Linked DNA regions of Homo sapiens: region 2 is linked to region 1. The links are chromatin contacts, found by Hi-C or POLR2A ChIA-PET in ENCODE. All regions are on one chromosome and are shown on one strand. The core of a region is the stretch at or near the end of the contact, and the rest is flanking DNA. Distances in the headings are between cores, read along the strand shown.

What was found. A loop is a pair of places that touch in the nucleus more often than their neighbours do. ChIA-PET counts read pairs that join two places held with the same protein, here RNA polymerase II (POLR2A). Pooled maps may share reads with other maps.
Region 2: a pooled map shows a loop between it and region 1 (2.4-fold over the local background). The contact joins two enhancer-like sites. A Hi-C loop is called at or near these places in 4 of 50 pooled maps. POLR2A ChIA-PET finds 5 or more read pairs at or near these places in 2 of 52 experiments (CD4-positive, alpha-beta T cell and naive thymus-derived CD4-positive, alpha-beta T cell).

What each region holds. Positions count from the first base shown.
Region 1 is chr5:80,189,221-80,194,104 of GRCh38, reverse strand. The region is part of intron 2 of SERINC5 (serine incorporator 5); the gene reads left to right. Among named protein-coding and RNA genes, the nearest start is that of SERINC5, 64 kb to the left of the region's middle. RefSeq lists enhancers at 55-625, 1,198-1,768, 1,769-2,340. Within about 2 kb of position 1,529, at least 19 of the 41 ENCODE cell types and tissues checked have a DNase peak (open chromatin) inside an H3K27ac peak, as active enhancers do; they include CD4-positive, alpha-beta T cell, where a contact is called at or near this core.
Region 2 is chr5:81,005,452-81,010,335 of GRCh38, reverse strand. The region is part of intron 1 of RASGRF2 (Ras protein specific guanine nucleotide releasing factor 2); the gene reads right to left. Among named protein-coding and RNA genes, the nearest start is that of RASGRF2-AS1, 47 kb to the right of the region's middle. Within about 2 kb of position 2,580, at least 3 of the 41 ENCODE cell types and tissues checked have a DNase peak (open chromatin) inside an H3K27ac peak, as active enhancers do; they include CD4-positive, alpha-beta T cell, where a contact is called at or near this core.

The DNA of each region.
Region 1 (4,884 bases), core at 280-2,779:
TGGTACTGTTGTACCTTATGTGTCAAGTTATCAAGGAGGAAGTTTTTGAGATTAAAAGTGGGTTGGGACCATCGAACCTCAAGCCCATTGTAGAACTGAGGGAAAATTCTCACCATGACCTTTTAGAATTTTCCTCTGGGGAGCTGGCTTTGAGGTTTTGCCTCTTAAATCCTCTGAGTTCCCTCCCCTCCAAGTTAGGATGACTCTGGAGACATATGTTTCCAAACGGTTTTATCTTTTGGTCTAAATTTCATCCGGAGATAACATGTGAGAGAAAGCAAGGAGTCCCTGTACCCTCCTATGCCTCAGCTGTCATTGCTGGGCCTTATCCTTCCCCATACAAGTGGATGTCGGGAAGTAGTGGTGGGAAATCGTTTTGTACTGGAGGCAGCAATTTGAACTAATGGATATTCTGCTGAGAGTCTTTTTTTGAGCCTGAACCAAGGACAAAGAGGTTTGATCCTGGTCCAGTAATAATGAGCTTGCCAGGAGGCAGGAAATTGGAAACAATACATACTGTCCTTGGTCTGTGAGGATCCATTACCTGCACGTTTGCGGGAGCACCAGGTGTCAGCTGGATCTCTTTTAGGATTGGTCTGGCTATGGACGAGAGAGAATGATAAGATGTGAGAATGAAAGTTTTCCTAACACGTTTTTTTCTGTAGTCATCTAAAGCGTCTGTTAAGCAACTGTCCACAGACAGGGCCTCGGAGTAGCCTGCAGATAAATAGAACAGACAAAAGCTTTGGAAATGAGCATTGTCAGCCATCATAAACATGGGGCTGGAGAGAACAGAGAAATGGCACAACGAAGAATGGAAGAAAAAGTAGCCTCAGAGCGATGGGAACAGGAAACAATGCATAGATATTGTGAATGGCTGAATCTTGATACTTACTCTGCATAGAAATTTAATAGGATGATTCTGTGACTTGATTAAACTGTAATCCGAGCTCATTCTTCAAAAGTTTAAAAAATTGCCTAGCTGTCATTCTTTCAGATGCAAGTGGCGAGCACTCTGAAAGGTGCTGGGGATTTCAGAGACACTGAGTAACACACAGTTATTGTCCCCATAGAGCTGGCCCTCAGGTAGGGGAAAAGAGAGCAGTTTGGCAAGTGTGTCTGGAAGGAGCCTGTGATGCTAGACTGTGTATGTCTGAAAGCTAAAAATATGTGAACTCCATTAGTGAATATTGGACAGTGGTGTTGGCTCAGATGTGACTCGGCTGACCTTCGGAGTCACGTGGTAACTCAGGAATGCTCTCTCCCCATTCTAGAGACAGAGCTGAGGTGCCTGGGAGGTTTATAAAATGGAATGAAGTGTTTTTGCCTCCTCATCAGGGCTGAGCATAATCATAAGGGGTTGGGTATTCTGGTGGTGTGGTTTTAAAATTTCAGCGAGACAGTCTCTGCAGTCTTCAAATAGATCTAAAATTATCTTTCGACATGCTGGCTTTCATCAGTGTGGGGTTTATTTTTGGTTCCATGGGGTGTGTTTGTGTGACAGATGTGAGGACGTTTTCTGTTCGAGCTATTGATGGCTTCTGAGCCGCAGAGATGAGCGCTGGAAGCTCATAGACACATTCTCTCTCCATTCCTTCCCACCCCATCTGAAAAACTTTCTGTGGGTGGATAAATTAAGGTACTTTATTTTCTGCTAAAAAAAAAAAAATGACATATGGGAGATACACAGTTTGATTCACTTAAGGCCCAAGTTCCATTTGAGGACAGCCCTGAGGAAGGGAAGAGTCTCATGGGAGAAGGCAGGAGCGGAGGGTTGGGACAGCTGGACCGCAGCCCAAAGGAGCTGCTCTTTTGGCTCTTGATTTGTAGAGTAAGTTATCACCAGTTGTCACTTGCTTTTGAAATGTGCATTTGTACTTAGGCAGTTAACAGTTAGCCACAACTCCTCATCTATTCTTCCTAGTAGCGCAGGGGTGGGGCAGACTTTTCTTACAAAGAGCCAGCTAGTACACACTGGAGGCCCTGTGGTCTCTGTAGCAGCTCTCGCCTTTGTAGTGCAAAAGCAGCCAAAACAATATGCCAGCCAATGGCATGGCCAGCCAACCAGTGTGGCTATGTTCCAATAAAACTAGGAGGCTAGCTGGATTTGACCCACTGGCTGTCGTTGGCTGACTCCTGTGTTAGACCCTCCATGGTCTTATATGCGTTATGTGCAGTTATTCTCCCATCTCTCTCAAAAGGGAAACGTCAGTGACCTGAACATTGTGCTCAGAGTACCAGAGTTCTTGCTTAAGTTGCAGGTAACTGACTAGGCTGTATGAACCACATAGTGGGTAGACTAGGTAAGAATAATGTGGCAATAAATTAGTATGACATGTTTAATAGTAATTATGTCTATATGGCATTTTGGAATAAATGGCAAATTGTTTACAAGTTAAAAAAAAAAAAGTCTTTTTTTTTTTCTTTCTTTTTTTTTTTTTAGAGACAGGGCCTTGCCCTGTTGCCCAGGCTGGAATGTGGTGGCACGATCATGGCTCACTGCAGGCTTAACCTCTGGGGCTCAAGTGATTCCCTGCTTCAGCCTGCTGAGTAACCGGGACCATAGATGTGCACCACGATGCCTGGCTAATTTTTCTTTTTTTTTTTTCTTTTTTTTTTTTTTTTGTAGAGATGGAGTCTCCCTATGTTGCCCAGGCTGGTCTCAAACTCCTAGGCTCAAAGCAACGATCCTCCTGCCTCAGCCTTCCAAAGTGCTGGGATTATAGGTGTAAGCCACTGTGCCCAGCCAGTCATCTTTTTATATATTCTGTCAAAGGACGAAATTACAAATTTAGTTGGAAAGTTGAATTGGATTTTATTTGTGATTCTAGAATGTGAAGTAGAACGACTGTTCCAGTTAGCTGAGCAGAGGAGGGTGTCTTTATAGGCAGAAAAGGCTTGAAAAAAAGCAGAAACAGAACAAAAGGTTAAAACAGAGGATTTCCTTATTAGGCAGACTCACATTGACTAGAATCTTTCAGTGGTTTTTTTTTTTGGTTTTTGTTTTTAAAGAAAACTGGCCCCCAAATTCAGTGGCACTTAGTACAAGTGGCTTCATTTTGGTTCGGTCTGGTCTGCTGGGGCCTAGTGCAGGAGTCAAAAACAATGGCCTCTCCTAAACTTTAACAATCCAAACCAAGCATTTGGTGATCCAGGAAGAAGTGGGGTTGGAGAAAATGAGGGTCTGGGCACCCTAGTTCCCCAGCTGCTGGGCACCATCATTCAATTCCAGGTCTGATATAAGAAAGATGCTGGGGCCGGAAACTTAAATGTCTGCCATGTACTGGTTCCCATCACTAGAACTGGGGAACAGGTAATGGGGCTCTCAAATCTTGAGGTTATAGGTTTGGTGTAGAGTCCTATCTTTTGGGGAACATTAGGTCCTAATGTCCTGCCTAAGGCAAACATCATGACTAGTCCGAATTAACCATGAAAATACTTCAAATATCCATCAAGTAGAGCATAGTTTTGTGCATACAGCATTTCACTAGTAGAACGTTAGCTCTTTTTAGCATGAACTTTTAAACTGTTTTATTCACAGCTCGTATCCCCCTAGTTTAGAGCAATACCTGCACATAGTAGTTGGGAATGAGTGCGTGGATGCTCAAACTCTAGGCTGTAATACATGTGTATGTCATGTAACATATAGTACGGAATGAAGATTATACATGCAAACTCTAAATTCACTGGATTTTTACAAATTATATGCTCATGTCTGTAATCCCAGCACTTTGGCAGACCAAGATGGGAGGATCACTTGAGCCAAGAGTTCGAGACCAGCCTGGGCAACATGACGAAACCCCGTCTCTACAAAAAATACAAAAATTAGTCAGGTGTCATGGTGTGCACCTGTAGTCCTAGCTGCTCCAGGAGGCTGAGATGGGAGGATTGCTTGAGCCAGGGAGGTGGAGGTTGCAGTGAGCCGAGATTGTGCCATTGCACTCTAGCCTGGGTGACTGAGTGAGACCCTGTCTCAAAAAAAAAAAAAAAAAAAAAAAGTACGGGAGACAGTTATGTAAATAGTTGAACTTGCAAATAATGTATTACCACTGCGTTCAGGTCCACACATTTAAGAAGAAAGCAAGCTAATTTTGGCTGAGTGAGGTGGCTCCCACCTATAATCCCAGCAGTGTGGGGATGCTGCAGTGGGAGGATCTTGTGAGGCCAGGAATTTGAGACCAGCCTGTGCAACATAGTTAAAACCCTGTCTCTACAAAAAGTAAAAAAGTAGCGGATGTGTTGGCATGCACCTCTAGTCCCAGCTTCTGGGAAGGCTGAAGTGGGAGGATGGCTTGCGTCTAGGAGTTTGAGGCTGCAGTGAGCTATGATTGTGCCACTGCACTCCAGCCTGAGGGACAGAGCAAGACCCCTTCTCTATTAAAAGAAAAGAAAAAAAAAGAAACTAGCAGATTTGAGGCTCACTTAGACTATAAGCATGTGTTTTCTCTAAATGGTTAGAATAGAAAGACCTGCATGTTTCAGCATTTAGTCCTCTCTTTATAGAAATTTCACATTTCTATGTTCAAGAGATATCTTTCCATCAGCCGTGTTCACCTCAGGGCAGCACAGTGTCTTCTGTTAGACCCTGTATTCTGTGTGGGGCCATAGCCGTATTTTCTAGCCGAAACGAAAGTTCAGACCTCCGTAGCTGTGGTTTTAAGTTGTCTTGAGTTAGAAATAGATTTGTGTCTTTGGCTCAGAGGGTCCTATTCACTCTCTTCCCGGCTTTGGTTGTAGGGGCATTGCTTACAAAGGCCCTCAGGAATCTGGAAGATTGACATGTTGACCTTGCCGGGGCAGCACAGGAGTACCTGGCTGAGAGATGGTGTGTCCCCAGCTCTGCCTCTCTTGCCGGCACCTCCACTCCTCCTCTCTTCTGCTCTA
Region 2 (4,884 bases), core at 1,331-3,830, 820 kb before region 1:
CTTAAGAAAAAGTTTGAGTTTTTCGTCCGTGAAAATAATACACATATATAAATACGGAAAATACAGAGAGGCAAAATTAGAGAGGAAAATTCATTCATAATCCTACCATCATCCAAAGACAACCACTGTTAAATCTTGATGTATAGCTCTCAAATCTATTTTCTTTTTCTTTTTTTTTTTTTGAGATGAAATCTCACTCTGTCACTCAGGCTGGAGTACAGTGGCACGATCTCAGCTCACTGCAACCTACCTCCAGGATTCAAGCAATTCTCCTGCCTCAGCTTCCCGAGTAGCTGGAACTACAGGCACCCAACCCCATGCCCGGCTAATTTTTGCATTTTCATAGAAACGAGGTTTCACCATATTGGCCAGGCTGCTCTCGAACTCCTGACCTTGTGATCCGCCCGCCTCTGCCTCCCAAAGTGCTGGGATTACAGGTGTGAGCCACCGCACCCGGCCTCTCCAATCTATTTTCTAAAACCATTTTAATACAGTCATGCTCATGCTGCATATGCAATGCTATTCCAGCATAGTTTTCAGGTCACATGATAACTTAAGAATTTTTCCATATTACTTAAAACTGTAGTAAACGTTTATAAAGTGTACATAATGTTACACAGAAATGATATACTACTTAAATATTTACTTAAATTACATTTGCCTATTTTAACATTTGGAAGGTTTTTAATTATTCCTTATAAATCTTGGTATATACAATTTTTTATTTGACTTTTGGGTTACTCCATTGGTGGAGATTCTCAAGAACAGATGAAAGACATGAATAACTTGGTTTATGGAAGTTTGTTTTTAGACTTGCTTTAGGGATATTTGCTCCTCATGTTTGCCAAGTCTGATGTGATGCTCCATCTGACAGACATGATAATAAGCTACTGAACAACACTCACATCACAATTTTAGCGACTGAGTGGCCCCATATGTGATGCTATATCTGGACATTCTAGGCAGTTGATGGCTCCTACCCTCTAGAAGCTTACATCTGCTCTCAGGGTATAAGGGAAGTTCACTAACCTGGGCAGTATATGATGATATTCATTAACTGCCTATCTAGGCATGAAAATGGTTACATATCCACTCAGTGCTTAATATATGGCAGGCATTGTTCTGAGATCCATCCTGCATTTTCTCATCGAGTTCTCGTCATGAGCCCATAATTTATTCCCCTTTTACAGATGAGGAAACAGGCTGAAAGAGGCAGGACAATCACCCACAACCCATCAGGGCATGTGCTCTCAGCTGCAGGCCCAGGGGTAGTAGTGGACTCCCACTGGTCTGCCACACTCTGTTGTGAGTCTCTGTTGTGAAAGCTATCTATGTGGCAAAGCCAACCAGATCATGAGTCCAAAACCCAGGACTCTGACTTGAAGTTCTACTTGCTGAGACAATCAACCACAAAAGGATGGATCACACGGAAAGGAAGAAATAGATGGGCTGGAGCCTGTATAGATAAGAAGTATGTCCAGAAAATAAATTTCCAAAAAATCATCAAGTCTACAAAATTCTATTCTGCCCTTGAATTTTATAATGGTTCTAGATGCCACCCTAGCCATTTCTGTTCTCATTTCTAATATTAAATCAGCAGCCTAAGAGACAGGAGGTGCTACAAAAGGGAGAGGAAGGAGGGAGGGAAGAAGAGAAGGAAGAGGGGAGGAATCCATTTTATCCATTATTTTATCAACCATCTTATTTTTGAAAGTGTCATGCTGGTATGTATTTTATAGACACACATATACTGATCTTAAGAAGATTACAGTTTAGCTGAAAAGCTAAATTAGGCACTCATAAAGCAATTAAATAACATTATAAGATTAAGTAACAGTGCAAGATGTGTCAAAGTGCTAAAATAAGCTGTATGAAAACTGAAACCAGCCAGGCACGGTGGCTCATGCCTGTAATCCCAGCACTTTGGGAGGCTGAAGCAGGTGGATCACTGGAGGTCACGAGTTTGAGACCAGCCTGACCAACAGGGTGAAACCTCGTCTCTATTAAAAATACAAAAATTAGCCGGGCGTGGTGACACATGCCTGTAATCCCAGCTACTGGGGAGGCTGAGGCAGGAGAATTGCTTGAACCCGGGAGGAGGAGGTTGCAGTGAGCCGAGATTGTGCCACTGCACTCCAGCCTGGGCGAAGAAGCGAGACTCTGTCTCAAAAAAAAAAAAAAAAAAAAAAAAAAAAAGGAAAGAAAGAAAGAAAAAGAAAACTGAAACCATCATCATCCACTTTTTCCAATTACTACACATTTGAGATAGCTGGTTCTGTAAATCAGACGAGACAGTGCAATTTTGGCCTATCAGAAAGTGTTTACCATAGATGAAGACAATAAATACTATTGCTGGATGGTCCTGGGAAGCTGAGGGTATTGGAACCCTTCCATAACTGCCATGGCCAAGGGATGAGGATGCTTCCATTGCTTTTCCTGTTCACGTCTCTCTCTTCAGTTCACCCCCTCCCAAATGAGAAGCTGCATCGGATCTGCTTGCTCAGCATTTTGCATTTACTAGGTGACTCCTCCATGGATGAGGTCACTCCTTTGAAGAACAATACATGGTTATCCTTCTGTCTCAGTTGCACCTGCGATTAGGTGAGCAAGTCAAGCAGTTATCGTGGAGGGGCAGCTGATCTGAATAGTTCACTTTCCTCGTCCTAAATCAGCCTTCAATATTTACCATAAATGCAAGGACCACCCTGAGAAAGTTGAGTTTGTTGGCGTGAATTTTTCTTAATGGAAAAAAGAAAGCGAGGGAGTATATGGCCAACTAACCCTCACCATGAAGGAAAAAATGACATCCCGGGGCAGCTGACAATAGGGCTCTCTAAACACTTGGTGCCAGTGTGGAGGTGTTCTGGCCTCAAGGCAGCTCCAGGGAGAGGGTCCCTGGGAAAGAATGAACCCCTTCCTCAGGGCAGAAGAGCCTGCTTCACTGCACAGAGTGGTCTCTCAGGAGCTAGAAAAGTTAATGAAGTTGCTGAGCTTGAAAACCAGAAAGTAGGCAAAAAGAAAAACAAGTTCAACCTTCCTCCAACACAGGAAATAATTTGAAACCACAATCAGAAACTTTTTGAGCATTATGAAAGTGTAGAGGCCAAGGGAAAACTCCTCCCCTTCACCTTCTGCAGGTTTCCTGAAAGCTACACCCCCTCCCGAATGAGAAGCCACATCTAACAAAAGGAAGGTTAACAGGAGAAGAGGCATATACACATTTATAAATGTGTACGGAGGCAGGCGGATCACACAGTGATTACTCCACCACGCAATGAGGTACAGATGGTTAATGGTTATATACCCTTCTGAGGAGAAAGGGAGATGGGGAAGTGAGGCTTATTTTAGGGGGTTAGTAAACCATTTTTAGGAGAATGCCATGGACTCGAGGAACATACAATGGCCTGGGACAATGTCTCGTGGGCCCGCAGAACAGACAATGGTTTGTGACAAGTCTATAAAAGTGTGTTGATGGACTTGGAATCTTTCTTTCTGAGACATGTGTTCAGTTAATGAAAACTCAGGAAAGTGACCAGAAGTAATTGTTTTCTTCTTCAGCAGGTCTGGACTTTAGGCAGATAAGGGAACTTCAGAGAACAATTTTATCCTGTGCTTTGGGGCAGACGGAGAAGTGGGGAAAGGGGGATCCGAGAGGTCTCAAGGCTCCTTCCTCGGTTCAGCATGTCAAAGCACCATAGTTCGGGGCATCAGCTTCTGAACCCCAGCAAAGGGAATAAGCATTTTGATGGCTTCTAAATCACCAAAACACAGGAGGAAGAAGTGGGTTAGCTGCTCTGGGGTATGGAACTATTAGATTCTGACACACTTACAGCCTTATCTCTGCCTACTACATATGAAGCTTTCTACTGACTATTCTAGAAGGTAACATACTTTCAGAAACACCTTTGCACTTTCAAAACTATCATGGCTTTACCAAAACCACTTAACTCAAAAGACTTTTCACTTTCAAAGGTCCTTCAACCAAAGTTAGAAGCATATTAAGTGAAATCAAGACCAGTCTGAAGGGCAATCAAAACAGGATCCCCATAGAAAACTGTGCATTGAGCATGACTACAGCCCAATAAACAACTAAACAACCTAAAGGGGCAAATTCGACAGGAAATACACCGAAATATTAAAGTAGATGTCCTTGGGTAATACAAATTTGAGTAAGGTTGGTTCTATAGCCATACAATTTTTAAAGATTTATTTTTATTAAAAACACAAAACTTAATTAAATAAATAAATATTAAAGTCCAAGTTGTTTGAAATATTTCCCTTCATATCTTGAAAGCCTTTCAATCTCACTCAGGAAAACGTTTGAACTTGGAACATTTGAACTTGGAAGCGACCTTAAAGATTGTCCGATAAAACTACTTCATTCTACAGCTGAGGAAACAGAGTGAACTTCCAAACACATGGCCAGTCAGGCGCTGACCTGGAACTCTAATCAGCAATTCCTACCTCTGACTTAATGCCCTCTCTATCACAGACAGAGCCCACCTCACCAAGGAATACTCCCCTTCAATCTTCCAGATAGAAAGGAAAAAAAGTACTGCAAAATATGTCTCTCCACTCTTCAGTATGTACCCAAAAGAAATAAAATATATGTCTACTCAAAAATGTCTACACGAATGTTCACAGCAGCACTATTCATAGAAGTCAAATAGCAGAAACTACCCAAAAGTCCATCAGCTGAGGAATGGATAAACAAAATGTGGTATATCCATACAATGGGATTTTTTTTCTCCATGAAAAGGAGTGAAATACAAATATGCTACAATATGAATAAATCTTAAAAACACTGACTGATATGGTTTGGCTGTGCCCCCCACCCAAATCGTATCTTGAATTGCAGTTCCCATAATCCCCATGTGTTGTGGG